Regions from separate parts of the Homo sapiens genome. Here region 1 is linked to region 2. A link is a loop called in an ENCODE intact Hi-C map of the cell type or tissue named here. Cell type or tissue: ascending aorta. All regions are shown on one strand. Each heading gives the region's core, and the rest is flanking DNA. Links, peaks and the distances in the headings are about the cores only. Region 1 overlaps SCARB2 (scavenger receptor class B member 2). Region 2 overlaps SHROOM3 (shroom family member 3).

Region 1 (15,892 bases), core at 4,478-6,977, 560 kb after region 2:
ACTAGCTCGTTGTATCTGGCGGAATGAATAACTTCCTGTGCCAGACAGTCCGCGGTCTTGAGGCTGAGGTTATTATTTGTTAGTTTCTCAGGCCTTCCTTTGCCGAGCAAGCTCCTGGGAGTGCACACTTGAATGCCCTGAGGATCAGAAATAGAAGGGGCAGAAATTAAAAGTTTAAGTCAAAACAGAGCCCTCTCTGGGCCATCTTGTGGCAGGAGGTTGAGGTGCTTTCTTTGGACCCATTAGCATACTGGGGCTGCGCGGCTGCCTGGAAACTCTAGAGTTGAACTCTCCCTTTTTCGGTTCCTCACCTGTGGGCTCCTTACTAGGAGCTGACAGTGACCTCACGCAGCTGCCCTAGTTTCCTTTCCTCCAGATGGCACGGGTAACACTCGAGGAAACCCTGAGAGTTCAGAGTCCAACTTATGGCTTCTCCATAGTTTCACTGTCCCTCTGGGCTAGAGTTGCCAAATAAAATAAAATACAGGACAACCAGTTAAATTTGAATTTCAGATAACAAATAACATTTTAGTATGAGTCTGTCTCGTGTGATATTTCGGTTCAGTCCGATGTATCAGTTGTTAATGTCCTGCCATATTTATCTCTCTGATGCACTTTTTCTTGAATTATTTGAAGTAAGTTGTAGATATCACACACTTTGTTCCTAAATCCTTCAGCATGCATCTCCTATGAATAAAAACATTTTTGATGTAGCCCATGCAATATTTGGGACATAATTATATTATAAAATTATTTGTTGTTTATCTGAAATACAAATTTAACTGGGTATCCCAGGTTTTATTTGCTAAATCTGGCAACTCTACCCTCAGGGTGCCATGGGGTGGCAGCTGCTGGATGGGTGAGTAAATCTGCACTCCTGGACTTGGTCAGATTTGATTTCATTTACTGGCTTTGTGACTTGGGACAGCCAGTGCCACCATTTCTTTGTCTGCAAAATGGGGATTTTTATTTTGTAGTGTCAGTGTAAAACTCAGAGATAAGGTACATTATAAAGCCCCTAGCATAGCACCTGACTTTAGCAGACTCACAGTAGATTGCAGCTGGCGTGGCAGTAATGGTAACTGAATAGTAACTGCCATTCTCTGAGCTGAAAGTGAGAAAATAAAAATAAAGACACACTGTTTTAGAAATGTTAGCAGCTGTATTTACAACTTCCCTCTGTTCTCTCATTCCCCATCTCTCTTCCTACTTAGTGCATTCGCATGAGCACACACACACACACACACACACACACACACACTCACTCACTCTCCAGCACGTGATCTACTCTGGGATTGACAGAGGGTTTCCTGACAAACATCCAACTTGTAAGGTGGAGGAAAAGAGACATATGAAAGCAGCAGGAAAAGCCACCACTCTTGAGGGCAAGATTTGAAGGGAGTAAAAGGGGCTATGAGGATTTGTCTGAGTGCTGGTGACTCAACTAAGAAGTGGCCAGGCAGAGAAGGGCTGTGGGGGTGGAGGGAGACAGAGGAGAAGCCCCAGCTGTAACATGGTCTGGGTTGGTTATGACTCTGGCATGCTGCCAAGGACAGTTTTTATTGTTCTTGTTTTTCATTTGCTTTGTTTCATTAAGAAGTCAAATGTACTAAATGTTTATTTCTATCCTGAAAGTTGGAGGAACAAGTTCAAGTCACACTGTTTACGCATGTCAGAACAGCCAGGTTTACCCTTCTTTCTGGTAACCCCTTCTTTCTGGAAACCCTTCCACTTGTCTTTGGATTTATGGTTGCCTAAAAGCTGGATGCCAGCCCAGCAAGATAAACCAGGGAGGTTAGCCATCTGTTCATTTATGTTTGCTGATTCTTTCAGGGTTCCTAATTCTGAGGTGATTTTCTTCACATGAACAAATAAATGAGATCTCAAGTCCTTTCTCACTGGAAACTTCACACACTATGATGCTTGTCAGGAAAAATTAGGCAGGAATACAGAGTGCTCACTCAACTGTCCTGACAGTAATAGGAAGAGAAGTGCGGTGGAGTCGAGAGTGGGGGCGGCTGCTCCTGGGCCTTTGCAGCAGAGCAGACCGCAGCTGAGGCAGCATCAGGCTCGCCTTTGTTTTGCTAGAACAGAGGAAAGCCAAGATGAAGTGAGTTCTCTTTGTGTCCATTCCTTCTCCTTGCCTTAGGGTCTATCCATAACATGCTACAGAATCTGAGTTTCTTAGATTTTCACTTAAAAAAAAAGATAAGGGAACATTTTTTTTTCTGCTTACAGAAGTAATTTATTTCTGGTGTAAAAATCCAAACAAAAGCAACAGTGAGTGGAAGACTCCTCCTAATCCGGACCTGAATTATAACTGATACAAATTCTCGACACTCAAAGTTCACATTTTGGTTTGTTTATTTGCAGTCTGTGCTTTTATATTATTTTTGTATTTCAGCCGTTTTTACAGTAAAAATACAAGGCTTTTCTCCATTAACAGATAGAGGACTGTTGGGAATACCAGGTGTTAGGTTTCTGTTAACCTCAGGCGCTGTATTTATCAGGCCTCTACTGCCACGGTGAGTAACAAGTAACTCCCCAGTCTCGTTGCTTATAACAATAATATGTGGGTGTGCAGCCAGCTCAGCTGGCTCAGTGGAACGAGGCTGGACTCCAGGCTTCTGGTCCGCTTTAGGACTAGTCTACACATCTCCGTTTTAGAACCTAGGCTGAAGGATCAGCAGCTACCTGTGGCCTGCTCTTCTCTTTTCCAAGGGTGGCAACTTCAAGGTGGCAGATAGAAACTTGCCATGCATCTTAAGGCCTTAGCTCCAAATTGATACATTGCCATTCCACCCACATCCTGTTGGTCAAATCTAGTCACTTGGCCTAGCCTGAAGTCAGTGAGGCAGGGAGAATACTTCACCCTTAGGGGAGTCATGGTGTATTAATTTGCTAGGGCTTCCCGAATGAATACAACAGACTGGGTGGCTTAAGCAACAGAAATTTGTCTCATAGTTCTGGATGCTAGAAGTCTGAGATCAAGGTATTGGCAGAGTTGGTTTCTTCTGAGGCCTGTCTTCTTGGCTTGTAGAGGGCTGTCAGTTCTGCGTGTTTTCACGTGGCCTTCCCTCTGTGCTTGTCTGTGTCCCAGTTTCCTCCTCCAGTTAGGACACCGGTCCTATTAGCAGGGCCTACCCTCATGACCTCATTTAACCTTCATCAGCTCTTTAAAGACCCCGACTCCAAATACAGGCACATTGTGAGGTATTGGGGGTTAGGACTTCAGCTTAGGAATTTAGAGTATGGGGGGCATTATTCATCCTGTAACACAGAACAGGGGTGGAAAGTGCAGGAGGGATTGTGTGCAGAGTGCAGTCTCCATTGTCAGCTAACCTCAGTGAGGCTAGGCCTCCTGGTTTTTGAAACGGGGATAGGCAGTTCCATTTTAGGGTTTTTGGGGATCCAATAAGAAAATACATTTAAAGCCCCTGGTGGTGGAGGCGGTAGGGATGGATGTGGTTTGACTTGAAAAAGGACCAAAACTGGCCTTCTTGGGCCCTTCCCCTTGTTATTCTCTCATCTGGGCAAACTGGGAGTGTATGGTGCTTTTCAGAATTGCTTAACTTCTACAGAAGATACACCATCCATGGAATCTTCAAAAATAACAAAGCCAGCAGGCCCTTTAGGCACTCAATCTGTGCCCTAGGTTTTGGAAACACTATGCTTCATGCTTCTGCCCAAGTGCTGTCTTTAGTACCCTTCCTTTACAATTATTAATTAATTAACTAGTTAATTTATTTTGAGACAGAGTCTTGCTCTGTAACCCAGGCTGGAGTGCAGTGGCACGATCTTGGCTCACTGCAACCTCCACCTCCCAGGTTCAAGCAAGTCTACTGCCTCAGCCTCCCGACTAGCCAGGATTACAGGCACGCACCACCACACCTGGCTGATTTTTGTATTTTTAGTAGAGACGGGGTTTCACCATGTTGACCAAGCACGAACTCTTGACCTCAAGTGATCTGCCCGCCTTGGCCTCCCAGAGTGTTGGGCCACTGGGCCCGGCCCCTTTACAAATATTTATCGAAGGCCTTCTCTGACTTATTAGAACTGTGGGCTCTATTGGTGTAAGATATGGCCCTGTTCTCAGGAGACTGCAGTTGAATGCCTGTGAAATGATTAAAATAGTGATCTAGGAGGTCAGAATAGGGGGCGTCCCTTCCTCTGCTTCTTGGGTTTAAAGCCAACTATTGCCTTACATTTTTGTAAATCTCCTTTTGGTTTTTTCCTAGAAAATTGTGTTAAGGAATGGTACTGAGGCATTTGACTCCTGGGAGAAGCCCCCTCTGCCTGTGTATACTCAGTTCTATTTCTTCAATGTCACCAATCCAGAGGAGATCCTCAGAGGGGAGACCCCTCGGGTGGAAGAAGTGGGGCCATACACCTACAGGTAAGTCTTGACCACCTCCTGTCTTGAAAGAAATACAGAGTGACCCCAATATGGCCTGAGTCCTTGCCTCTTCCCAGGAGCAAGGCTCCAGGGCTGTGTGGGAGCACACTTTCTGATTTCATTGTCTGAAACGCTGCTGATGTTTTGTATGTGTGTGTGAAACCTCAGCAGAGAATGGCTTTGTAGACTGGGCCAAGTCTCAGCGTGTTGTGTTTTGAAGTGCAGCGGTTTCCTCCTGAGTTGGCAGACTGTGATTATTAAACCATGAAGGGTTACTCCTTACCCTGACCCTTTTAAGGTTGCCCCTTGATATTCTTATTTTATTTTATTTTATTTTTTTAAGAGACAAGGTCTGGCTTTGTTGCCCAGGCTGGAGTGCAGTAGAGCAGTCATAGCTCACTGCCACCTCCAACTCCTGGGCTCAAGTGATCCTCCTGCCTCAACCTCCCTAGTAGCTGGGATTGCAAGTGTTCACCACCACACCCAGATAATTTTTTTTGTAGAGATGAGGTCTTGCTATATTGCCCAGGCTGGTCTTGAACTCCTGGGCTCAGGTGATTCTCCCGCCTCAGCCTCCCACAGTGTTGGGATTACAGGCGTGAGCACCACCATGCCTGGCTACTGCTTGATATTCTTAAGTGACTTTTAGGGCCTCCCTCCATTTCCATTCCCCACATAACTAGTTTTAAAGCAGTTCCAGAATTTACTTTTGTCTGAGACAGATCTTTCTGTTTCTTACCCGCTCCTTTTCTCCACCTATCCTGCGTATAAGCAATAAGCAAGTAGCAGAGGCTGTTAGAGTCTTTGCTGGTGACCACCAATTCCAAACACTGGGGAATCAGGATCCCTTTAATCATTTTTAAACGATTAGTAGAGGGAGACGCTTGAATCAGAGCATTTTCTCTGTTGCAATGTTCCCCTTTTCCCTATTACAATACCTCCTCCCTCTCCCATACAATAATCTTTCCAATAAAGTCTCTCCTTACCAGGTTAGAAAACAAATTAATAGAGGAAGCAGACAACAAGATCTTTCTTTTTCAAAACTGCTGAATGATAAAAATGCCTGACAATTCTGTTGTAATCGATTGCTCAATAAATTATTGCTGACTGATTCATGTGCTATGAATCAGTACTATTCTCAGTGGTGGGAATTCAGAGATAAAAATCCTAGTTCCTGCCTTGGGTGCTCATGCTCTGACTCTGGAGTCAGATGACCCATTTTGATTCCCGCCTCTGCAACTTACTAGTTCTCTGTGCTTCCATTTCCTTATCTATAAAATGGGGATAAAAATAGGACCTCCTCCACATGGTTTTTACAAAGATTGAGTCAATGAGTCATGTATAAAGTGCTTAGACTAGTGCCTAGCACATAATTAGTGATACTTAAGTGTTTGCTCTTACTATTAGTTGGATTAGGCTATTTTTGCATTGCTATGAAGAAATACCTGAGACTGGGTAATTTATAAAGAAAAGAGGTTTAATTGGCTCATGGTTCTGCAGGCTGTACACACATGGCACACTGGCTCTGCTCGGCTTCTGGGGAAGCCTCAAGGAGCTTTTACTCATGGCAGAAGGCAAAGCAGGAGCAGGCACGTTACATGGTGAAAGCAGGAGCAAGGGGTGAGGAGGTGCCACACTTTTACAACAACAAGATCTCGTGAGAAGTCACCCACTGTTGTGAGGACAGCACCAAACCTTGAGGGATCCTCCCCTATGACCCAAACAGCTCCCACCTGGCCCTACCTCCAACACTGAAGATTACAGTTCAACATGAGATTTGGAGGGGACATCCAAACTATATCATTCCACCCCTGGCCTCCAAATTTCATGTCCTTCTCACATGTTAAAATATAATCATCCCTTCTCAATAGTCCCCCAAAGTCTTAACTCATTCCAGCATTAACTCAAAAGTCCTAAGTCCCAGGTCTCATCTAGAAATGAATTCCTTCTACCTATAAGCCTGTAAAATCAAACAAGTTATTTCCTTTCAAGATACAATGGGTGTATCAGCATTGGGCAAACATTCCCATTTGAGAAGGGAGAAATTGGCCATAAGAAAGGGGCTACAGGCCCCAAGCAAGTCTGAAACCCAACAGGGCAGTTATTAAATCATAAAGCTCCAAAATCATCTTCTTTGACTCCGTGTCTCACATCCAGAGCACACTGGTGCAAGGGGTGGGCTCCCAAGGCCTTAGGCAGCTCCGCCTCAGTAGCTTTTTTATGCTGAGATTGCAAGCTGATGGTGGCTCTACCATTCTGGTGTCTCAAGGACGGTGGCCTTCTTCCCACAGCTCCACTAGGCAGTGCCTCAGTGGGGACTCTTTGTGGAGCCTTCAGCTCCGCATTTCCCCTCCTCACTGCCCTAGTAGAGTTTCTCTTGAGGGCTCTGCCCTTGGAGCAGGCTTCTGCTGGGGCACTTAGGCTTTCTCATACATCATCTGAAATCTAGGTGGAGGATGCCAAGCTTCCTTCACTCTTGCACTCTGTGTTCCTGCAGGCTTAACATCACATGGAAGCTGCCAAAGCTTATGGCTTGCACCCTCCAGAGGAGTGGCCTGAACTGTACCTGAGCCCCTTTGAGCCATGTCTGGAGCTGGAGTGGCTGGGATGTGGGAAACAGCACAGGGAAGTAGTGCCCCTGGCCTGGTCCCTGAAACCACTCAGTCCTCTTAGGTCTCAGGGCCTGTGATGGAAGGGGCTGTCTCAGAGATCTCTGAAATGTTTTCAAGGCCTTTTACCCATTGTCTTGACTCTCAGCACTTGGCTTCTTTTTAGTTATGCAAATCGTTTTAGCAATGGTTGCTCTACAGCCTGCTTGAATTTATCTCCCCACAAAAATATTTTGTTTTGTTTTGTTTTTGAGACAGGGTCTCTGTTGCCAGGCTAGAGTGCGGTGGCATGATCATGGCTCACTGCAGCCTTGACCTCCTGGGCTCAAGGGTTCCCCCTGCCTCAGCCTCCCAAGTATCTAGGACTACAGGCAAGTGCCACCATGCCTGGCTAATTTTTAACTTTTTTTTTTTTTGAGACAGAGTCTCCCTATGTTGCCCAGACTGCGGAAATGCTTTTCTTTCTCTGCCACATGGCCAGGTTGCAAATTTTCCAAACCTCTATGTTCTGCTTCCCTTTTAAAAATAAGGTCCAACTTTAAGTCATTTTTTTACTCCCACATCTGAGTGTAGGCTGTTAGAAGCAGCCAGGCGACATCTTGAATGCTTTGCTGCCTAGAAATCTCTGCCAGATATCCTAAATCATCACTCTCAAGTTCAAACTTCCACAGATCCCTGGGGTGTGAACACAATGCAGCCAAGATCTTTGCTAAGGCATAACACATGTGAACTTTGCTCCAGTCCCAATAAGTTCCTCATTTCCATCTGAGACCTTTTCAGCCTGAACTTCACTGTCCATGTCACTGTCAGCAATTTGGTCACGATCATTTAATCAGTCTTTAAGACATTGCAAACTTTCCCTCATCTTCTTGTCTTCTTCTGAGCCCTCCAAACTCTTCCCTTCTCTGCCCATTACCCAGTTTCAAAGCTGCTTCCACATTTTCCAGCTATCTTTATAGCAATATTTGACTCTCAGTACCAATTTTCTAAATTAGGTTGTTCTTACATTGCTATAAAGAAATAACCTTCCTGGGCATGGTGGCTCATACCTGTAATCCTAGCACTTTGGGAGGCCAAGGTGGGTGGATCACTTGAGGTCAGGAGTTTGGGACCAGTCTGGCTAACACAGCAAAACCCCACCTCTACTAAACATACAAAGATTAGCCTGGCATGGTGGTGCCCACCTGTATTCCCAGCTAGTCAGGAGGCTAAGGCAGGAGAATTGCTTGAACCTGGGAGGCAGAGGTTGCAGTGAGCCGAGAACATGCCACTATACTCCAGCCTGGGTGACAGAGCAAGGCCCTGTCTCAAAAAAAAAGAAGAAAGAAAGAAAGACAGGGAGGGAGGGAGGGAGGGAGGGGAGAGAGAGAGAAAGAGAGAGAAGAAAGAAAAGAAAGAGGGAGAGACCTGAGACTGGGTAATTTACTTAAAAAAGAGGTTTAATTGGCCTATAGTTCCACAGGTTCTACAGGAAGCATGATGCTGGCATCTGCTTGGCTTCTGGGGAGGCCTCAGGAAACTTATAATCATGGTGGAAGTAAGAGAGGGGGAGCAGGCATGTCACATGGCCAGAGCAGGAGCAAGAGAGGGGAGAGGTGCCACACTTTACAACAGCCAGATCTCGTGAGAACTCACTATCTCGAGGACAGCACTAAGCCATGAGGAATCCTTCCCATGACCCAAACACCTACCAGGCCCCACCTACAACATTGGGGATCATATTTCAACATGAGATTTTGAGGGGACACCAAAACTATATTATTGGTCTTCGTAGATTAATTGTTTTAGTCTGTACAAGTCAATATGTAGAATTATAAAGATGAACCCTGTTGCTATATGAAGAAATCTAAGAAAATACTTGGGTCCTCATTTTAAAAAGCCATTTTGTATGTGTTCTATGCCTGATGAAACACTGTGTACTGGGTAGAGAAAGTTTGTATTTTAAGCTCTCCCACTGGCAATAATTAGAAGTTGAACCAGGATCAGTATCTAAGTGTCCCATTGTTTGTTGTTGTTGTTATTTTTAAATGAAATTCCTTAAGATGTGATGGAGACTCTGCAAACTATCCAAAATAGTGTCATTCCAACATGTTAGCAATATTTAGAATTATTAATGAGATACTTTACAATCTTTTTTTATACTGTCTTTGAAATCCTGTGTGCATTTTACACTTATAGAACATTTCATTTCAGACTAGCCACATTTTGAATGTGCAATAGCCACATGTGTCTAGTGGCTACCCTATTAGACAGCATAATTCCAACCATACTCCCATGATTTTTTGTTTGTTTGTTTGTTTGTTTGTTTGTTTTTGAGACAGAGTCTCATTCTGTCTCCCAGGCTGGAGTGCAGTGGCGCGATCTTGGCTCACTGCAACCTTTGTCTCCCAGGTTCAAGTGATTCTTCTGCCTCAGCCTCCCCCGTAGCTGGGATTACAGGCACGGCCACCACGCCTGGCTAATTTTTTGTATTTTTAGTAGAGACAAGGTTTCACCATGTTGACCAGGCTGGTCTCGAACTCCTGGTCTCAAGTGATCCACCCGCCTTGGCCTCCCAAAGTGCTGGGACTACAGGCGTGAGCCACCATGCTTGGCCACTCCCATGATTTATAAGCTCCCCAGACACACTGCCTTGCCAGTATTCATGCTGTTGCTTCAGTCAAGAATGAATTCCTCAGCGCTACCTCTCTTGACCTTCACATCTTACTTAGTGCAAATGCTGTCTCCTCCTGAGACTTGCCTGACTTCGGATACTCTCCCTGTTACATCTTATTTAAAATGTCAAGTAGACTGGGCACGGTGGCTCACACCTATAATCCCAGCATTTTGGGGGGTTGAGGTGGGCAGATCACTTGAGCTTAGGAGTTCGAGACTAGGCTGGGCAACATAGCAAAACTCCGTCTTTAACAAAAATACAAAAAATTAGCCAGGCGTGGTGGCATGTGCCTGTGGCCCCAGCTACGTGGGAGGCTGAGGTGGGAGCATCGCTTGAACCTGGGAGGTGGAGGTTGCAGTGAGCTGAGATTGCACCACTGCACTCCAGCCTGGGTAACAGGGTAAGACCCCCATCTCAAAAAAAAAAAAAAAAGTGTCAAGTATACCACTTTATAGCACTTGTAAAGTGGTATGTTGATGTGGTTTGGTTGTGTCCCCACCAGCCAAATCTCAGCTTGAATTGTAGTTTCCATAATCCCCACATGTCATGGGAGGGACCCAGGGGGGTAATTTAATCACGGGGGCAGCTACCCTCATGCTGTTCTCTTGATACTGAGTTAGTTCTCACGAGATCTGATGGTTTTATAAGGGACTTTTTAAAAAACCCTTTTGGTTGGGTGTGGTGGCTGATGCCTATATTCCCAGTGCTTTGGGAAGTCAAGGTAGGCAGATCACTTGAGGTCAGGAGTTTAAGACCAATGTGGCCAACATAATGAAACCCTGTCTCTACTAAAAATACAAAAAGAAAAAAAAATTAGCTGGGTGTGGTGGCACACACCGGCTAAGGCAGGAGAATCACTTGAACCCCGGAGGCAGAGGTTGCAGTGAGCTGAGATCACGCCACCGAATGCCAGCCTGGGCGACCGAGCAAGACTTTGTCTCAAACAACAACAACAACAACAACAACAGACAAACAAAAACCCTTTTGCTGGGCACTTCTCCTTGCTGCTGCCACGTGAAAAAGGACGTGTTTGTGTCCCCTTCTGCCATGACTGTAAGTTTCCTGAGGCCTCCCCAGCCATGCTGAGCTGTGAGTCAATTAAACCTCTTTCCTTTATAAATGACTCAGTCTCAGGTATGTCCTTATTAGCAGCATGAGAACAGACTAATAAATATGTGCATCCATTATGACAGTGACTAATTGCATTTTAATAATTGGCTTAGGTATCTGTCTTTCTTCCCAATGTACTGGAAGCTCCATGGGGTGCAGTGACCAAGTCCTTTGGTCTCTGACTGTCTACTATTTAATGAATATTTGTGGAATATGTAAATTAAACATCTTCAACTGTGGTTTAAATTCATAGGACACATGGAAAAACTAACACTATAGGACACAATTATTAAAAAGTATTTAAAAGTAATGACAAAAAACGCAGTTACTTTGCACCCACCTAATAGCCGGAACCATAGGACTTAGTTCAGGAAACCCAAATATAGGTTCAAGAAAGGGGAATCAGGCCCTGAAAATGAATGGCTTTGTTAGGAATATGCATATGTGCAGTGCAGGCTGCTAAGAGCTCCTTACAGGGCTGAGTGGGTCGTGAGATCTGGGATTTGTAGAAAAACATGGCTTTTTAGGGAGCTGTCCAAACCTTCTATGGGGCCTGTTAGTCTCTACATGTGCCTTTTGCGGTCATTCACTGGATTTGATTTCTGTCACTTGTGGCTTTATGATGCTATTGTTTAGGCTGGATAAGACAGAACATTCCAGAAGCTTCTGCTCCAGTGTTTTCTCCCAACTGAGTCAGCTGACTCCATCAATTGTATGCCAGGGGGCCTGGGGCAAAGGAAGGGGAGGGCATGTAGCCCCTTTCGCCAGTTAGTACAGATTGGTGTGGTGGTGGGAAACCTCTGAGATGGGGAAGGGCCAAGCAAGACTGTGGAGGGCCTAACTCATCTGACACAGGATTTACAGTGGCACATTTCCCAAACCTTTCACATACTGGGGAGTTCAGAATAGTAATGTTTTTGGAAAAAGATGATGGGCATTCCAAATGTTGATAACAGCCAGTCAGTCTGGTTTAAGGAATGAAGTGTATTATTTACATTTTTGTAAAGCTGCAGATTGAGCAGCCCTGGAATGGGTCTGTGAATACAAGGCTCATTGGCCTCATGATCCTTTTGCTCAGGGACATATTTGTATAAAATTTGTATCAAAGTTGTGGTATCCCATGGCTTCTGCAGCCTTTTTGAGGTTTATTTTTTATCTTGTCAGATACCTTTTTCTATTTTGCCTACCATTTAACATTTCAAGAATTAAAAAAGAAAACAATTTGTCTAAGGGCACTTCCAATTAATTTGCGTATTTCTAAGAAGTATTTACTAAATTTACAGTATCCCGTGAAATATCTTATTTTGGGGTTTCTTAGTTTTGCTGTTTGGATTATTCATTTCTATTTTAGGCTTGTATTATTTAAAAAGATGTAAGGGCTAGATCTTAAGTTATTTTATTATTCATTGATAACAAGTAATACTGGATTTTCAAATATAATCAACATATATAATATATACAGCATTATCTTTAAGAGTGTAGACTATATTTTATATTATAAAAATTACACATATATATGTGTTCCATATATATAATCACTAAAGATCAACTTGAAAATGCAGTAAAGTTTTGAACAAAAACTACTAATCCATGGCTTCACTGTCTCAAAAATAACCAATGCTAACTAACATTTTAGTGGATATCTTCTTGGCCATTTTTCCATGGATGAGTTTTAGATGGTTATCATACTATGTACATATGCATGTACATATACAAAATATACATATTTTTTATTCACCTAATGTTATAGCATAGGATTTTTCAATGTTATATTTTGGTCTTCATACAAATGAATTTTAATGATGATTATATTTAATAGAGTAAATGTATTACTACACTTAACTGTTCCTTTCCTGAACATGTAGATCCGTTTTCATTTTCTCCTCTGGTTACCTCGTGGGTTGAATGTTCTCCTCATGTTTGCCAGCCAGTTGTGTTTCCACACTTTTAGTTCTTGTCCTTTGTCCATTTGCTTATCTGGGTTCTGGAGTGTTCATGGCACTCTGTGAACCTTTTATGTTTCATTTGGGGCAACTGCTTTTCCATTGTTTACCTTGTCAATTTTTAAAATGTGTTGTAGTCAAGTCTATTCTTTTTCAACATTTCTATCAGGTCTGAGCTTTAAAAGTCTTACTCCCTTCAATGGTTTGATGTTCAAGTCGATTTTCTTATAGTTCTGTTTTTCCACATTTAATTTCTTCAGGATCTAAGTGTCTTCCTTGCAATTTAGCAAAGGCAGGAATTTTGTTTATACTGTCTAATTCTGTCCTATTAACCCTTTAGTTCTTTAACCGTGTCTGAGCCAAGCTGTATAAGAAATTTTTTTAACATAAAGAGACAACAAAAAATTTAGGAACACCGTGATCATTGTTTCCATTATTATAGGAGAATGCTTTCTCCTTTTTTCTAAACTTGCCTCGCTTTTCTCTGATAGTGTTTTTAGATTGGTAGCTAAAACTGTATTTGTTTTGCCAAAATAGAAACAGATTTTGAAAAAAAAAATCCTTAAACTGCTCAGAAGTAAAAAAAAATAGAAAAAGATCTCTCACACCATCTTATCATGCACAAAAGGTTGTGACCAGGTATGTGTGAGTTTTAAATGCACGTGGTACATTAGGTGAATTGCCTACGTGAGCCTATGGGTCACTGCCTGGGGACAGGGAGACCAGGGAGATATTTCCATCTTAAGGAGTGAAACTGTTTCTTGCACACTGTCAACAAGCGGGTGAGTCTTCTCCCGACCCTGCTCTTACCACTTCTTCTCAGTATCCTGCTTTGTATCTACAGGTTGCTGCCTTCAGTTACCTGAGCGGGCAGCGTACTCAAAGTTAAGGGTAGAGGCTCCTCAGCCTGTGCCTTTGGCTGGCTCCCCTTGCTTTCCCTCTTCTCTGTGGTCACCCTAGGACTTCAGTACTCCTTTCACGTTGATGTGTTCATCACCCCAGCCTCGCCTGGATCTGTGATGGTCTTTTAAAGCGTGTCCTCCTCCTCCAGGACCACAGCTTTCTCACTCCCCACATGGGAATGCTTTCATGCTTGCTGCCCACCTTCGCCCCACCGCTGCCTCTGTTGGAACACCCCCTTCACCCTCCCACCTGCAGAAGCCCACTCTTTCCAGAATCAAGCAAAAGTGTCTTTTGCAGGAGTCCCCTTCCAGTTGCCATCCCTCCCTCCTCTGTATGCCCACAGTGCGTTTACTGTGAAGGAGGTGGCCTCTGAAGGCAGTCTCCCATGCTCTACTGTGGATTCTTGGAGGACCAGAACCAGGACTTAATGTCACACCATCTCAAGAGCTTAGCACAAGCCGTTGCACATGGTATCAGTAGCTAATCCCTCCTAAGCAGCAGGTGTGCCAGGTAGTGTTGTAACTGGATTTATGTGGATTTCATTCTCACAACAACCCTACAAGGTGAGTACGTTATTACCTCCATTTTACAGATGAGGAAACTGAGGCACAGAAGCAGTGAGTAAGATGAAACCAGGGTTGAATGTTAACCCTACCAGCCAGATCTCAGTCTAGTTTGTATCCAGTGTATGCCCAATCACTTCTTAATAGTAATTCTCAACAGAGGATTAGGTGAATGAAGGAACCAATATGACTGAAAGATAACGATACTATGATAGTATTATACGCATCCAATTTATCAAACACCTCTGAGGAATTAGATATACCGATGTTAATTTTCCACCTAATTAAAATTATTCCTTTTGATTTCCACTCCTTATCTCAGTCTATTGTTTCTAAAATTATTTCTAAAACCAACCATGAATTTTCCTGCCTGATTAAATAGTTCATGGAGCATAACTGAACCTTGTCTTAATGACAAGGACCGTCATAGTAATGCACAAATGTTATACTATAGTCTGAGATTCATTAGCATCTACTAAATACCAGGGACCATGCCGGGCACTTTTAAGTATAGTTCCTTGATTAATTGCCTAGGCTGAAAATTTGATTTGTTTTTTGTTGTTGTTTTTGTTTTGTTTTTTCAAACTCTTCTTTGTATTTCTGAAAGTTCATTTGGTCTTCTTTGATCTTGTAGGACAGTAACTGATCAATATGCCCCTCTCTGCAGGCACCAGCCTTGGCTTACACAAAAGTTTGGCTTTGAAATTTCCTCTCCTCCTCCATATTCCAATAAATTACTGTGAATTAACCTCTGTGTAAAATCAAGGAATACCCTGAATGAGAGGTGAGGTCACCAGGATTCTAAACCTGGCCCTGACACTTTCGATTGGTCCTGAATCCACATATCCTTATCTATAAAAAGGTGGAGTTAATGATTTCTAAGTGAAGGGTCTTTGGTTATAAGCAAAATAAACTACCTCTGGCTAATTTAAGTAAAACGGGAATCTATTTGAAGGCTATAAAGTAGGTTAACAGAATCAAGGAAAGCAGCTTGGAAGACAAAAGCAGGATGCAGGGCAGCTTTAAAGATCCAGGTCACGAGAGTGTATTGATCATCACATCATGTGTCTGCCACTGGGAGGAATCCTGTCTTTTACTGAGTTTTCTTGTTTTTAAATTAAAATTTTTTTTTTTTTTGGTAGAGACAAAGTCTTGCTCTGTTGCTCATGCTGGAATGCAGTGGCATGATCATAGCTCACTGTAACGTCAAACTCCTGGGCTCAAGCCATCCTCCCACCTTAGCCTCCCAAGTAGCTGACACTACAGGTACATGTCACCACGCCTGGTTCTTTTACTGTGTTTTCTATCTTGAGGCACTGTGCTCAGGATTCAGAGGCCAGAGGAAAGGAATTGGTTGAGCTCAGGTCCCATAGCAACCTTGACTGATGGTCTTACACAGCTGTACAATACAAGAGAGGAAAGCAAATCAGGGCTATTACCAGCAGAAAGCGGAATGGTTGTCTAACAAATGAAAAGTCCACTGCAAACACTGAACTTCAAGCTGTGTAAGTGGTTTAACACGGAAGTGTCTATCAAATTTTTAAATATATTCTTTGTAAACTGGAAGGGCATGTAATTTATCATTAGATTTGGCTTTGGTTAGAGGCATTTGTTAGAGGCATTAGCTGGTTTCATCCTACAGGCGTTTCTTAGGTACCTGTTAGGAGAGGTTGTCTCATACAGAGAGAGGAGCACCTTGTGCTAATGAGAAA
Region 2 (15,892 bases), core at 5,038-7,537:
AGGAAAGTCAGTGAACTTGAAAACAGACCAACAGAAATTATCCAATCTGAAGGACTGAAAGAAAACAGATTTAAAAAAAAATGAATGGAGCTTGTGGGACAATATGAACTGTCATTGAAATACTGTATCACTAGTCACTAAAGTCCTGGAGGGAGAAGATTAATGCATTAAGAATATTTGAAGACAGAATGGCTGAAAACTTCCAGAATTTGGTGAAAGACATAAATTTACAGAATCAAGAGGCTCAGCAAACCCCAAATACGATCAACTCAAAGAAAACTAAGTCCATCCAAATCATAATCAAAATGCTAAAGACGAAAGAGAGTGGCCAGAGGAAAACAACACATTGCATACAGGAGGAGCCAATATTTAAAGGACTGTGCATTTCTCATTAGAAACCATGGAAGCAAGAGGAAAGTGAACATTTGTTAAGTACTGAAAGAAAAGAGTCAACTCAACCCAGAATCCCATATCCAGTGAAAATGCCCTTCAAGGGTGACAGTGGAATAAAGACATTCCTAGATGGAGAAAACTAAAAGAATGTGTTATCAGCAGACCTATTCTGAAATAAATACTGAAAGGAAGTAAGACCAGAGGGAGAGCTGGAACTTCAGGAATGAAGGAAGAGCAGCGGGAATGGGCAGCTGAGAACCAGTGATCTCCTGAGAAAAGCTGACTCAGAGGAACAATAGATTCCTTTTGCCTTTTGAAATATTCCTCTAAGTTTCTGAAGCCAAAGCCTGTTGGACTTCAGAATAGGGAATTATGTGATTGGTTTAAGTAGAATTTTGCTTAATAATAAGGCAGGCTTTAGCCAAAAAATTGACAGCTCTGATTATTTACACTGTCTTTAGTTTTACGTATATCAAAAGTTCAGACAATGGAAGTTTCATATTTTAACTGATACTTACATTTACTTGGAATATTATTCATCATCTAGGATATATAAATAGAAATATCAAAGTGAAACTAAAGTGTTATTTTTAATTTATAAAATAGTTATTAGTAAACCAAGACTCTAGTTCCTAGCCTAGATATATATCTTAGGTTATTAATAACTTTAAATATTAAATAACAAATTATTACTTTGCAAAAGTTGGTCAAAGGCTACATTCTACCTCAAAACAATATTGGAGAATGGATATTGACCAAGTATCATTTTTCTAAACCATCATTAGAAAAGCTTGTTGTATTTCAGGAAGAAAACTGCATTTTGCTGAATATATTAAAGATGTTTTCAACAACATCACTTATTTAAAACTTTGTGTTTCCAAATCAGATATGTAAATGTAAGTGATACCAATGAAAATTCAATTACACATTTATAAACTTGTAGTTCATTACAACAAACTAAAATCTCAAAGGGTTCTCCATTGTCATATGATAAAATCCGAACTTCAGCATTTCACACAAAGCCCTACATGACCTTATGACCTACTGGCTCTTGTGAACCCTTCCAGCCTCATCTCCCACTGTTTGTGGCCTTCCTTTGTTATTTTCTAAATTTGGTAATTTTTTTTTCTTTTTTGAGACAGGGTCTCACTCTGTCACTCAGGCTGGATTGGAGTGGCACGATCTTGGTTCACTGCAGCCTCTGCCTGTCGGGCTCAAGCGATCCTCCCACCTCAGCCTCCCAAGTAGCTCAGACCACAGGTGTGTGCCACCATGCTCAGCTAATTTTTTAGTTTTTTAATTTTTTTTTTTTTGAGATGGAGTCTCGCTCTGTCGCCCAGTCTGGAGTGCAGTGGCACGATCTCAGCTCACTGCAACCTCTGCCTCCTGGGTTCAAGCAATTTTCCTGCCTCAGCCTTCCGAGTAGCTGGGATTACAGTTGTGCGCCAACACACCTGGCTAATTTTTTATATTTTTGGTAGAGATAGGGTTTCACTATATTGCTCAGGCTGGTCTCGAACTCCTGGGCTCCAGCAATCCTCCTGCCTTGGCCTCCCAAAGTGCTGGGATTACAGGTGTGAGCCACTGTGCCTGGCTTAAGCTTGGTGATTTTTTATTTAATCATGAGCCTTTGTTACATTCCAAAATATCAAACTACTTGAAGCACCCTTCTTTATCATACACATTCCATGCTTTTTCTTATCTTTTGGTTTCTCCTTATGCTTTTCCTTTTGTCTCGAATGCTCCTGACTCCTACCGATACATTCTTCAATGCTGATCTCAGGTTTTATCTTCCTGGAGGAGGTAAAATCTGACTCTACTCTCTTGAGTCAGGAACTGCTCCTTTGGGCTCCCCCAGTAGAGTCCATGTGTCTATCAGAAGACCAATAATGTAGTGCTAAAATAATCCACCTCTCTTGCCAGTCTAAAGTTCCAGGAAAGCAGACACAGTGTCTTATTCATGTTTGTATGCCCAAGGCAGAGCACAGTGTCTGAAACAGAGAAGGTGTGTTCTCACTAAGCATTTATGAGCCTAACATTTTACACTCACAAAGTGATGCAAACCCTCAGGCCACTTACAGCCTTAGAAGAAAGGATTGAGGGAAGAAGGAACCGAAGGAAATTCTAACTGGATGTGGAGGCCTCATTAACTAAATGGCCTTTTCTCATCTTTCTTTATCCCTGAAGAGCCAGATAAGCCCACAGGGCAAGTGGGTATCATCCCCCTGGTGCTGTGGGCAACATTTTCCACAGTGAAGAGAGAAAACAAATGTGAGCTGTTTTTCCTCGTAAGAGTCTGATTTAGGAAAGTGCCTAGCCTTGTTGGCAATAAGGCACCTTCTCACTGAACATCTTAACATGAAAGATACCAGATGCCATCAACATTTGCATACTTACATGACATTGCCTTAAACACTTCTCTGTTAAGATATTATATGCTCTTACACCCTGCAGCTCAAAAAGCACATTCATATATGTCAGTTAATTTGACCCCACAACTATTATGTGAGAGATCATTACCACTTCCATTTTATTAAGAAAAAAGGGTCAAGAAAGGACAAACTAGTTGCTTAACTTCCAGATTTTTTTTTCTTCTGAATTCTAATACCATGATCTCCCATCCAAGTACTAACCAGGCCTGACCCTGGTCAGCTTCTGAGATCAAATGTGTTGAGGATAGCAAGGCCATAGACTCGAATCCTATAACCTTTCCACAGTGGGCTTCTGGATATTTTTCTTCAGTTAAACGGTAAACTCCAACTTGGGAGTTTTGCACTTTATAACTTCATGAAACAAATGTTTATTGAGCACGTGCTAGGTGCCAGGCCCTGGTTATGTGGCTGTGACATTTCCTCTCCCTAAGATCTCTTCCACCCTGAGTGGGGTTTTGTCTTCCTAAGCCCGTGACTCCCCCAAAAGGCACTCCAAATGACTCGAAACTCCTCAGTCCTCAAGTCACGGACACTGCTGTTCTCATATTTTTGGTTTAAAATGGGTTTTAACTGGTTTTAATCTCAAACTCTAGCTCTGGTTAGTTATACCCAGAGAACCTCCAGTTTAGCTCAGTTCCCAGGGCAGCAAGGTTTAAAGGCAGCTGACCTGGGAGCAATTTTTAGCAGGCTTTGGGGTCAGAAAGACATAAGGTTAAATCTGACTTTAGCATCTATTAACTGTGTGACCCCAGCCCTTAAATTCTCTAATTCTGATTAGCATAAAATGTGGTAGTACAAGTGTCAGAGGAGTTTTGTGCAAGTAAGATAGTACAGCATTGTGTTGAAAAGAAAATCAAATACATAGCCCACACTTGGAATGAAATACATACTACCTAATGTTGTTTCCCGTGAGGATGGATGAATTCTCTATTTCTTCATATTCTCAGTCTAAAAATACTTTTTGCCACATAATGCTTCGAGTGAGAGGGTGATAATTGAAAGTGATGGGAAAACAGTTAATTGGGTACACATGGACATAAATATGGGACCAGCAGACACTGGGGAATAAAAGAGGGTTGGAAGGAAAGGGGACAAAGGTTAAAAAACTACCTATTGGGTACTATGCTCGCTACCTGGTTGATGCATACAATCATACAGCAAGCCTCAGGATCATGCAATATACCTTTGTAACAAACCTGCCTATGCCCCGATTCTAAAATAAAACTTAGAAAAAAAAACACTTAAAAATTAAGATAGGGAGGAAAAGCAATGAGTATTTGCCACACTGCAACTGTAAAGCAGGTATGCCCAAAGGCAGAAAACAAAATAACAAAAAAATTGTGTAAAACGTTCAGTTAAAGATGCCATGGCAACGTGATACATGTAAGGGTGTATACATAGCTCTCTCTTTGGGATAAATATAGACAGACCAAAAGCCAAGTGGTCTTATTTGCAATCAGGGGACCCGTTAAATGAAGTGCTCAGCAGTGCTGGGGTAGGTATATATATCAGGGGTATACAATGACAAGTATGTAAATAGGAAAACTTTGGGCTAGCAGGGAGCTTGCTACTACAATGGTTGCATCAGCATGTTAGCCATGACCCAGAGGTGCTGCAAAGATCCCTCCTGTCCAGTTACCCTCTGCTCCTAGGGTCTATATCCTGTGGTTTCATTCCAACAGACAAGACAGCTTGGGACACATTGTAGATCAAATGAAATAAAATCACCCTAGAAAGTTTCTCCTGGAATCAGGATCACTGAAAACCACTTACCTTCCAGGCTCAGCAAGAAGCAAGCAAGCTTTCCTTTGCAGCACACATGCCTGAGCTGCATAGAGAGCTGCAAGCACAGCAGAAGGCAGCCCCTCTGGTGCTATAGAGAAAGTGGAAGGCGAGAACTTTCTCCCCTGCAGACACAGCCCAGTTTAGATCTCCATGGCATGTGGGAAGACAGCAGCAGCATCACGGTCATTTTTTAAGTGTCTTAACATTTGAAATCTCTGTAGGAGTATCAAATGCTAACAACTAGATTCCAGCACTGCACTTTCAAGCTATTCGCTGAAGTCCCTCAAAAAGGGCTGGGGAAGATATAAAGGTTAATATTACTTTTTCTCAGAAGTGTCATTTAACAATTGGCCTCCTTCCCTAAAAAAAGTTTCTAGATTTTAAAATTTTCCTTTTGACTATGAAACAAGAAAATTACACACACCGTTGGCACTGGCCAACCAGCAGCTGAGAACAGTGTCGGGGTCCTGGTGCTGGATTAGGAGGCTAGGGACTTGGGTTCAAGTCCTGGCTATGAGACTTCTAATAATCCCTCTAAGCTTCACTTCTGTTATTTGTAAAAACGAAAAGTACAGTAGCTTACCTGCCCTGCCTACTCACAGAAAAGCTAAGAGGAAATTAGTTAAAGTGCCATGTAAATCCAAAGTCTAATGATTTTGGTGCAATCTGGTGATGTGACAGGTCCTTTCCCCACCTGCCTCAAGAGGCCCAGTCACCACGCTGATTACATGGACCTTGTCAATTTTTCTGAGGAAAGCTGAACAAGGGCATCCCATTCTTTATTTACCTTCTTTTCATTGACATCTGCCTGTTCCTCTTCCTCATTCACTTCTGCTGGCATCTCTTTGATTTTGTTCAGTAGCTCAGCCTTGGGAGCAGACACACTGTAGTAGGCAGGGCAGTTAACCAACATGCTCACTGCTTCCTTGTCTTCATTCCTGGGCCAAAAAGAGCACAAAGTATAGCCACACAGATCACGCCAGAGGCTTTGTTTCACTGCAGATGTCAGTCCATTCAGAAGTGCGTAACAATTCTATTTAATTTCTTTCCCAGAAATTAGGATAAACTAGTAACTGTTAACTAATGAGTGATTACTATGTACAGGGCTGTTGAAGCCAGGCAAACTTGGGATGGAAAACCACCAAAAGCAGCATTAGGGATGACAGTGGGAGTCAAGGCTATGGCCTCGCCAGCTGACTCTGGAGAAGACATTTAACCTCTCTGCTTTTGTGATTCATATAAGAACGACACTGACTCCTTATTTCAGAGAAAGGCAGTGTGGAACCATGACTCAATCAATGTGAAAGTATTTTCAAGGTGCTGCACAAACCTCAGGTTTTAGGTCAATTATTTCCTATACTCCTTTGGTTACATGTAATCTTTCTAGTGCCTACTATGCACTGTTGCTTGAACACACAAAATTTTTCCTTCTCAAGTGTGCCTGCTATCCCATATAATCCTGGGAAATCTGCAGTTTGCTGGTCCGCAGTGAACTAATACAAGATATAAAATCTACTCATTGATAATATAATAGGGATGTTTTAAGGCTGAAGAAAAAACTCAGAATTGAGAAACCTGCTATCTAGTAGTTCTCTGTTTTACCACATTTGAGTTGCCTTTCAGCCTATAATTCATATCCTACCCACTGAATAAATGACTCTATGGAAGTACGATTCTCTTGGAGAGGAACTTTATTTAATCTTGTGATATTATTTAACATCTAGCCCATCATTTTACTATGAAATTAGGAACCACACACACAAAAAATCATCTTTACTAGTTTCCTGCTTGATAACTGTCCCAGTAAGCAACAATGACCACATTTAATCCAGTTAATTGAAAGACAGGGAAAAGATTTTCTGATACATTTTTGTTTGTTTTTGTTTTCAGATATGTCCACCGCATTACAAATGGGATTCTCTGGCATCTGACCAACCCTCACAATGGCTACTGGCCATCTCATGCCCAACAGGACAATGCTTATTTCCACCAGGAGATGGCGCATGCCTTTTTTTTTTTTTTTTTAAATCCCCAGGAAGGTCTCAGTGCTGCAAAAGCTCCATGACCATTCTGCTTCTAAACTGACGGAGCAAACATATATTTCCAGTGGTAATGCTAGGAAATACTTTGCTAAGGATGTTACTTTGGTCCTTCAGCCAGTGGTCAGAGAACAGAATGACCATACTGCAACCACCCATGGTGAACTGACTGGCACACCTACAAAAATCTTATCTTTGGGGTCCCCATAGTACCCAGTGGATTGCCTTGCACATTGTAGGTGCTCAGTATGTGTTTGCTAAAGACATGACCCTGGATAAATCACTTCACCTCAATTAGTCTGTTTCCCAAATCTGAAAATAAAAGCAGTGAAATGGACAAGGTGACAGTTAAGGCCTTGAATCAGAAGAGCCTCTGACAATGTGACAAATAGCTTGTAAGTATCACATAGCTCTTTCCTTTCTCTCTCCCCCATAAAATGAAACGTGGTGTTCCTGTTAGTAATTTAGTTAGGATCAGTTGGAAATTTTTAAAATGCAATCCCAAATTTGGATAAAATGTTCTGTTTTTATTTAGTCTGGAAGCCACTAACTGCTGAGTCCCAGACTGTCAATCCACAAAGATTTCACTGAAAATTTAAGAGAAAATGAAAGCTACTCAGTCTTTCTCATAGTAGTCTTTTAAGGAAATAAAACATGCAAGAAAATACTGCAGTAACCCAGGAGAAATGAAAAGCACAGACTGCACACTGGGACACGTGTTACATGGCTGGCTCAAGGAGCTTCAGAAGCAGAGGCTCACGGACTGGGCCAAACCAGACAGTGCGCTCCTACTCAGACCTTTCCTGATTTTCAGGATTTGCGCCAACACCCACCTTAATGCCTCAGAGGTAAGGGTCAGTGTAGTACACGAATCTATTTCTCTAGGCTCTCCTCCTTACAAAGCCCTTCCCCTCTCAGTCTTGGCAAGACGTTGGCCACGCTCACCACTTCCACTTGCTCCTTTCCCAGCACCGAGCTCTGAGGGCCTCTCTGCCAGAGCAGCTCTGATACAGAACCGGCAAGTACACCTTTGCTGAGCTGGGGGCACTGTGTAATTGCTGGAGACAGGCACAGTCATGGGGCTGTGATCAAATCCAGGTGCCATCACTCACATGTTCAATGACCTTGGTGAGCATGGTCTTAATTCCTCTGTACTTCAGTTTCCTCATTTGTAAATGGAGGTAAAATTGGTAGCCACCTCAGAAAGTTCTTGTGAAAATTAAATAATGTTGATATAAATAAATTAATACAATGTTTGACACACAACGTTAACAATGGGTACTAATGGCAATTATTATAATTATTACTATTACTTTCTTTGTTGTTGCATATCTGTCCCACATCCTCACTGCCAGAGCCATTCCTCCAAGACTGAGATAAAATGTCACTCTTGGTTCAGGAGCTGTGGCAGTAGGAGAACATCAGGCAACTAGTCCTAGACTTATCATCATCCCCATGGAAGGAGTGTGATTGTAAGTCTCTCTGAGGACATCACCAGGGACTTACCTCTTGCCTTCACATCCTGAAGAGCTGACAGTTCTCTGTATGGCCTTCCTCTTTACACTGTTTTCCTTCAGCAAGTTCACATCTCGGGGAAACAAACCTTCCATCAGGTCCATTGTTGTCTTCAGCCTGGAGTCTGGATCCAAAATGTCTGCTAGAGATTTGTCTTGGTGGACAATTTCCTTGGCCAAAGCCTCTGTTCTGATGTCTTCTGAACTCTTCTGAGGATCAGGACTGACTTTCTTTTCTAAACCCTGAGTTCCACTGACTGGATCATGGCTGAGGCTTTGAGTCTGGATGGGTGCTGGCTGCCCACCAAGAGACCCAGCAAGTTGGGCGTGAACGCTCATGAAGGAGGGTGGTGTGGACTCAGCCTCTGAACCCTTGATAGAAGTTTGGAGTCTGGAAGCCAGTGTCTGACTACCTACCACATGGGCTGCACCAGGCATGTGCCTTTCCCTTGCAATTGTCACTTTAGAAAGTTTGTTGAAGCTGCCAGGGATATTTAAAAAAAAAAAAAAAAGAGAGAGAGAGAAAGAGAGAGTGATAAGAGAAGGGTGATGATAAGAGGGTGGAGAAAGACTGAGGGAGAAGCTTTCCACATCAGGGCTGTAGCTTTCCACATCTTCCACATGTTACTGACAGAGCTAATGTTAAAGAATATGGCTTCTGATTATAAGTGGGTCTCCTGATACTGAACCCCGAAACTAAAAACATTTACCTACCTAGTCACAGGTCATGCTAGACACACAAACATACATAGATATATACATAGGAGTAGGGTGAGATAGTCACATTTGAGATCAACCCCTTCTTTAGAAAACAACAGCACTCTAAAGGGGCTCCTGAGCCCAGCAGCTGGTCAGGAGGTTGTCATCTCCTGAGGAAGATGGACTAGGAATTCAGTTCTGGTGAATGTTGCTGTTAGATTCCAGAGATTTCTGAAAGGTCTAGGTTAACAGGGGTAGTGGTAGTAAGTCACTCTTGTGGTGTTTAAAGAAAGCCACTCAAAAGGTGCTGTCAGGCAATGTGTTTTTTTGGTGTTTTGAGAGATTACTTGTTCTAGGGACTATGTGTTGGGGAATGCTTCTTTCTCATTCTCCTAGCTTCCAAGAGGTTTTCCCTAAACATTACTGACCTTGAGCCCTACTCTTTATTCCTCCCTATGGACATGGAGTGATTTTGGAAAGAGAAGCTGAGCATTCACATCCCAGTCTCTCTTCTCTTTTGAGACTGAGGCTGCCTCAAGGCTGTATATATTAATATCTATGTGTATTTGTGTGTCTAACATGACCTTTGATGAGGTAGGTAAAGCTGTTTAACTTGGGGGTTCAGTATCAAGAGACCCACTTACAATCTGAAGCCATATTCTTTAATGTTAGCTCTGTCAGTAATAAAAGTGATGTTTTTGTCTTCTATATGCCCTCCTCTTTTGTCTTATTTCCTAACTGATTCAGAACTCATCCAGGGAGGAGGGATTTACTTGGACCGCCTAAGCCTATCCTGTCCCCAGAAGTGAAATGTGCCCCTTGGGTCCCAGCTTTCATTTCTGCCACCCTGACTCCTCAGTACCCAATGACACTGGTCCAACTACCTCCTGAGGCAAACAGATCAACAGTGTCCTGAGCTGAGCTGTATAGAAACATCTCCATGCCAGGGTTCTTCTGTGGCCAGCAGAAGGACCTGGGCCACCTGGGGCATGACACTCTCCTGTTAGTGGGGGAAAGCTGCCCAGTCTGCTCACTCACCTGGGGCGTGGCCCCTCGGGATCCTCACTGTCCAGCTGCGCCTCACATACAGTGTGGGGAGGAGGTGGAGGGAAGTCATCCATGCTATACACCGGGGTTTCCTGACTCGGTGGAGGAGGTGGGGGTGGGGGAAGAGGTTCAAATGTGGGGCTGGACGTGGCCTTGGGGTGCGGATCCCTCACAAACACTTCGTCTTCATAATCCTCATGAGGTGGCGGGGAGTCCCGCAGGACAGACTCAGATATTCGGAGGGAGATCCTCCCTGGAGTGCTCGGGGCCCCAAGAGGTGTGTCTGGGTCAGAAGTGCTGCATAAACTTGGAAGACTCTGCTGTTTTTGATAGTGCTTCAGGTTTGCAAAATCAGGGGCTGAGGATTCCTCAGGAAGGCTGTCCTCTCTGGCTGCGTGGGCCCACTTTGCTCGAGAAGGAGGTGGCCACTGAGGCAGCGAGACCCTCTTCCTCGTTCCCTCTTCTACCCCATGCTCTGGGCCATCGCCCTCACAGCCTCTTGGACCGGGAGGCTGGGTCAGGGTGTGACCATTGCTTCTGTGCATCATGGCAGGGGTGTAGGGCGGGAGAGGCTGTCGCCCTGTCTGACCGTCCTGTGAGCAGTAGCCAGAGGGAATGGCTGAAGGCAGAGGGGTGCCAATTGGGGTCAGGGGTGCAGCCCTGGTGTCTGTGACCAGCCCTTGCGTTCCTGCCAGTGGTGGCCTGGGGCAGGGTGTCCTACTGGCTTGCCTCTGATGGTCCAGGGTTCCAGGACATTCACTAGGAACGGAGGAATCACCAATGGCTTTGCAGCCTGAACCACCCCAACGAGGGGTGAGATGGTGGAAGAGCGGCAGCATCTCTTCTTGGCCTCTTTCTGAACAACTGAGTGACCTGGAACGGCACACAGACAGGAGGGTTACAGCTCTGAAGAAAGGGGCAAACATGCAGCCCAATGCTCCTTACATAGATGAGAAAAGCATTTAAGAGGAAGGAGGACCTCTTTTCCTTCCCCCAGAAACTGCACACTGTCTTCCCTGGCTGCTCACAGGAAGACCCAAGTTAAACCAGTACTAGGCAGGCATAAATTCCTACAGGAAAATGTCACATGGAATGACTGGGTTCACAAGGCATTTTCTTTTATTAACCCTCTCACCGCCCCCACATCCTGTACACACCATGCAACATAAGGCAGCTTTTGAGGACAGGCTTCAGGCTATAAAAACAAACAGTACATTTCTTCAGCCCCTTTTAGGACTACTTCAGGAAATAGCTCCCAGCTCTGGGGAAAAATAATGCTGCCTTCTTCTCTCCCAGTGCGATCCCCACGGGGGAGGTCTGTTTTGAAAGCATTTGCATGGGCTGCTGAATTTGAAGGTTTTATTTACAACTTTTGCTTACTCTCCTAGTGTTTTCATTTCATCTGATGAAAAATAAAAAGGAGGGGGAGAGTCTCACCTAAGGAGCTAATAAGCAGTTACCTCTGGAGAAAGAGGCTGGCAATAATAAGCAAATATAGTACATGGTGATTTAAACAACTGTACGCTAGACTCCGAGGAAAAACCCAACAATTCGCAAAACTTTTGTTATTGTGTTCTAAAGGAGAAAAATCCACAAAACAAAACAGAAAAAAGAGTCTGTGGCACTACCTGCTATGCAAGAGTTAATGTGAGGATAAAAAGCTCTCCAGCAAACCCACCGTGATTTGTACATTCCCTGTCTGCAGTTCCCTGACTGGCTATGTGAGTGGATCTGGAGTGCAGATGGCACATTTCATCTCACAGATCTGACTCCTCTGAGGGAGTGGTGACTCAGTCCCACATCAGAGCAATAACACAGGGCTTGCCACAAGATCATCCAAGTGCCAGGCAAACAGAATGCAGCATGTGGTGGAAGAAGATGGCAAAGAACCAAATTAGCTCTTCTCATGCCTTTATTTTTCCTTTATTATACATAGATGCAGATGATGGAATAAAGGGCCCACCTCTCTCTCTGATGCAACCCCTCCCTTCCCATGACCAGTCCCTTTCATTCAGACATGGTTTCTTTACCAGGAACCTCTCCATAGAGAAGTGTAGCCACTCTGCACTTCCTGGTGGCTTCCCGCTGGGGATGCTCTTCACTTCTGTCTCATCCATCCTGGCATCCCCAGTACCTGCCACCAAGTACCCCCTCAGCAAATGTCTGTTGAACAGTGACGTCTCCTTTGCCCAGCTGCTCTCCAGACTGTAGCATACAAACTGTTTTTAAACCCAGCATCCTTTAACAGGATGTGGAGTCAGTTGAAATCTGATGTTTTAACGACTAATTCAGATGCCTTTATTTTATTTATTATATCTTGAGGCTTTTCTAAAGGGGAAGACATCACTAAAACATACAATAATATAGCACTTATCCTTTAAAGATCCAGCCCAATAGACTTTTATATGATGTTTTTAGTTTGTGTGACCTTAGTTTACACAAACTATACTAAAGTGGCATTTTCTTTTTGAAGATAATATCAGTGGTAAATGCTTAGCTTGGTTGAGAATGCTTCTCCGTGGTGATTATTTTGTGTTTTTAGGAATGAAGTTTGGGATAAAAAAAGACTTTGTTCAAGTCCCTTTTATAATAGAGTGTGAGAGGGTCACCCAGAGTCTGCTGATATGTATCCAGGAATCCTACTATTCAAGAATGGATTTTGAGAGCAATTAGTCTCACCTTTGTTTTGTTTTGCTTTAAAAAAAAAAAGAAAAAGCATTTTTAAAAAATTGTGGTTAGAAAAAACAACATAAAATTTCATCTTAACCATTTTTAAGTTCAGTAGTGTTAATATGTTCACACTGTTGTGAAACAGATCTCCAGAACTTTCACAACTTGCAAACCTAAAACTATGTACCCACTAAATAATAACTCCCCATTTCCCCCTCCTACTAACCCCTGGAAATCACTATTTTGTGTTTTGTGTGAATTTGACTACTTTAAGTACTTCATACAAGTGAAATTATACAGTATGTCTTTTTGTGACTGGCTTATATTTCACTTCACGTAATGTCATGTTGAAGCATGTGGCAGAATTTCCTTTTTAAGGCTGAGTAATATTCCATTGTATGGCTATACCACATTTTGTTTATCCAATCATCTGTCATGAGTAGACATTTGGGTTGTTTCCACCTCTTGGCTATTGTGAATAGTAAATACAGCTGCTATGAACATGGGTGTGAACATGGGTCTTGGAGACCCTGCTTTCAATTTTTTTGGACACATACTCTGAAGTGGCATTGCCAGATCATATGGTAGTTCTATTTTTAATGTTCTGAGATCTCCATGCTGTTTTTCATACGGCTGCACCATTTTACATTCCCACTAACAGTGTGCAAGGTTTCTAATTTCCCCATATCCTCACCAACACTGGTTGTTTTTCGTTTTTTTAATTGCAGCCATTCTAATGTGTGTGAGGTAAACATCTCATTGTGGTTTTGAGTTCTCTGATGATTAGTGGTGTTGAGCATCTTTTCAATGCTTGTTGGCCATGTGTCTGCCATCTTTGGATAAATGTCTAAGTCTTTTGCCCATTTTTATATAGACAAGTAAATTTTTATGTTTGAAATTAACAAGTGAATGTCTGAATTTAGTTGGATTGGTATCCTCTAGTGTTTTTCTTTAAAATGGAGATAAAAAGAGTGGAGAATGTTTGAAAACAGGAAAGAAGTATATAATAATGACAACTATTGTCTCTTTGTGACCCATGAAGGCATCAAACTCTCATAAAACTTGAACAGTGCAAAATCTCTACTTTTCTATAAATTAGAACATTTTATGTTTTTTAAAAAGCACTAATGTAAAGTCTGAATTTCATGTATTCAGGGAGAATTATGTCAGCATGGAGGAAAACTGACTGATCCTAATAGGCATTCATGGAGAACAGAGGGCACATTCCTCCAAATTCCACCTTCCAAATTATTTTGACATTTCAATATTGTCCAGTTGATGTGACTCTTGTCTTCGTACTATGATTAACAGAGTGACTATGATAAAAGACCATGCAAGCCTTTAGAAAAAAAAGAGTGTTATACTTTTTTGTGTCTTCTTGGTTGTGATGGTCAGAAAAATATACTGCAAGCAGAATTTTTAGTACTCAAAATTCATAGCACAGGATCTGTGATCAAGTCCCTCCCATGTTTTCCTGTCGGCTGCACTTTCCATGCCTATGCTTTTCCCCAGGACAGCTGAGAATTACATGTCCTGAAATTATCAATATCCTTTTCAGCAAGCACTAGGCATGCAGCTGCACCTATGCTAATGTCAATTGCTGAAGAACAGGACAAGCATTTCAGTTATTCAGTGGTATGCGATGCTTGTCATATTTATTCTTTTGGCATTTTTACAGCTCAGAAAGTTTTTTTTTTTTTTTAAACACAGAACTAATTTTGTTGAGGAAGATTTCCCCCTCCCCACAAAATTGCCACCTGTGTTTCTCAGATTGTCGATATTGCCACTGAGCCAACCAACAGCCCCCCTCACCTGTCACCTTCAATTATTTTTTTCCTTTCCAAGTTTTATTTTAGGTTCAAGGAGTACATGTACAGGTTTGTTACATGGGTAAATTGCATGACGCTGGGGTTTGATGTAAAGATAATTTTGTCACCCAGGTAAGCATAGTACCTGATAGGTAGTTTTTTCAATCCTCACCTTCCTCCCACCCTCCACCCTCAAATAGGCACCAGTGTCTATTGTTCCCTTCTTTGTGTCCATGTGTACTTAATGCTTAGCTTCCACTTGTAAGTGAGAACGTGCAGTATTTGTTTTTTTGTTTCTGTGTTCATTTGCTTAGGATAATGGCCTTCAGCTCCATCCATGTTGCTGCAAAGGACATGATCTTGTTCTTTTTTTTACCTTTGCCCATTTTTAAATAGGGTTATTTGATTGTTTGTTGTTTCGTCCCGTCTTTGATTTCAGACCAATTTTCTTTAGCAGTACTCTAGTTTATTGTTAGTTTTCCCTTGTCTCTAGCATTTAATTAATGCACCCAAACTCACCAAAGTCCTCAACCTCACCTTGAATACTTTCTTCCTTGTCAACACAGCTATAGGAGCAAGAGCATATAAATGTAGAAGGCTGATCTTGGCTAGAAAGCAGGTAATTAATACCTACTTCCTGACCATGTTGGCTGCTTCTACTTGACAGAATTAGGTTGTGTTATTAAGAAGGTGAATGTAGAAACAATGATTGAATGAAATGTAAGAAAAATTAAGGAAATGGCTTAAAAACGTAGAAAGGAGTAGGTAGGGTGTAGGTGTATTATCATTAGTAATAATAGATTATAGTAGATAACTCTGTAATGCTGCATTAAAACTACATACAGAGTACATGGTTCAGAGAATACCCTTTCTGAAAATTTCTACTTATTAAGTCCCATGTGAACAGTTCAAAATTTTAAATTCTAAAAAAGTGCTCATTTTACTTTTCTACCCAGGATATATGATTTTGATGGCATTTTAAAAAAACGACTTTCCTCTGTTTTCCATCCCCACATGTATAAAGTTATGATTTTGAGCTTTATTTTTCACCTCCGATGCTTACAGTTTGCCTTCCTCTGTGAAGCTGTTCATGAAATGCCCGTTCTTCCCTAGCACTGTGGTCACCAGATGTGATGCTCTGCACACAGAGCTGGATGAGATCAGCCACACAGGAGGCCCCATTTGTGAAAGCCATGGGGCACGCTCAAGAATAGCACCTCCATTAATTATTCTGTTGTCAAACTGGTTAGCCAAATCAACCTTGTCCTCAGTAGCACATGTTCAAAACCTATTTTGAACAAGTGTCATTCTTAAAGAAAATCATTTCTAAATGGAAAATAAAAAGTTCTCCATGCTAAATGACGAGTTAATGGGTGCAGCACACCAACATGGCACATGTATACATATGTAACAAACCTGCACGTTGTGCACATGTACCCTAAAACTTAAAGTATAATAATAAAACTAAAAAAAAAAGTTATCCATGGCCTAGACAAATCAAAAAA

Evidence for each region. Hi-C counts contacts between places; a loop is a spot of excess contacts. Peaks named below come from ENCODE experiments on the same cell type or tissue, not always from the same donor. Only the 100,000 strongest peaks of a DNase experiment are listed, where the experiment ranks them.
Region 1: it touches region 2 in a loop (2.9-fold over the local background); 5 of 110 quality-filtered maps call a loop at or near these places.

What each region holds. Positions count from the first base shown.
Region 1 is chr4:76,184,211-76,200,102 of GRCh38, reverse strand. SCARB2 (scavenger receptor class B member 2) reads left to right here. Exons shown (of 12, transcript NM_005506.4): 2 at 4,239-4,396. Among named protein-coding and RNA genes, the nearest start is that of SCARB2, 22 kb to the left of the region's middle. RefSeq lists enhancers at 1-52, 73-262 and a silencer at 4,526-4,585. In ascending aorta, for the core only: no CTCF peak of the experiment used is centred there; a DNase peak (open chromatin) is centred at 5,594; H3K27ac peaks cover 1,507 bases.
Region 2 is chr4:76,749,201-76,765,092 of GRCh38, reverse strand. SHROOM3 (shroom family member 3) reads right to left here. Exons shown (of 11, transcript NM_020859.4): 7 at 9,901-10,782; 8 at 8,156-8,644; 9 at 5,398-5,548. The region is part of intron 1 of SHROOM3-AS1 (SHROOM3 antisense RNA 1); the gene reads left to right. Among named protein-coding and RNA genes, the nearest start is that of SHROOM3-AS1, 45 kb to the left of the region's middle. RefSeq lists silencers at 5,960-6,029, 10,883-11,177. In ascending aorta, for the core only: a CTCF peak has its summit at 6,580 (motif pointing right); a DNase peak (open chromatin) is centred at 6,547; H3K27ac peaks cover 886 bases.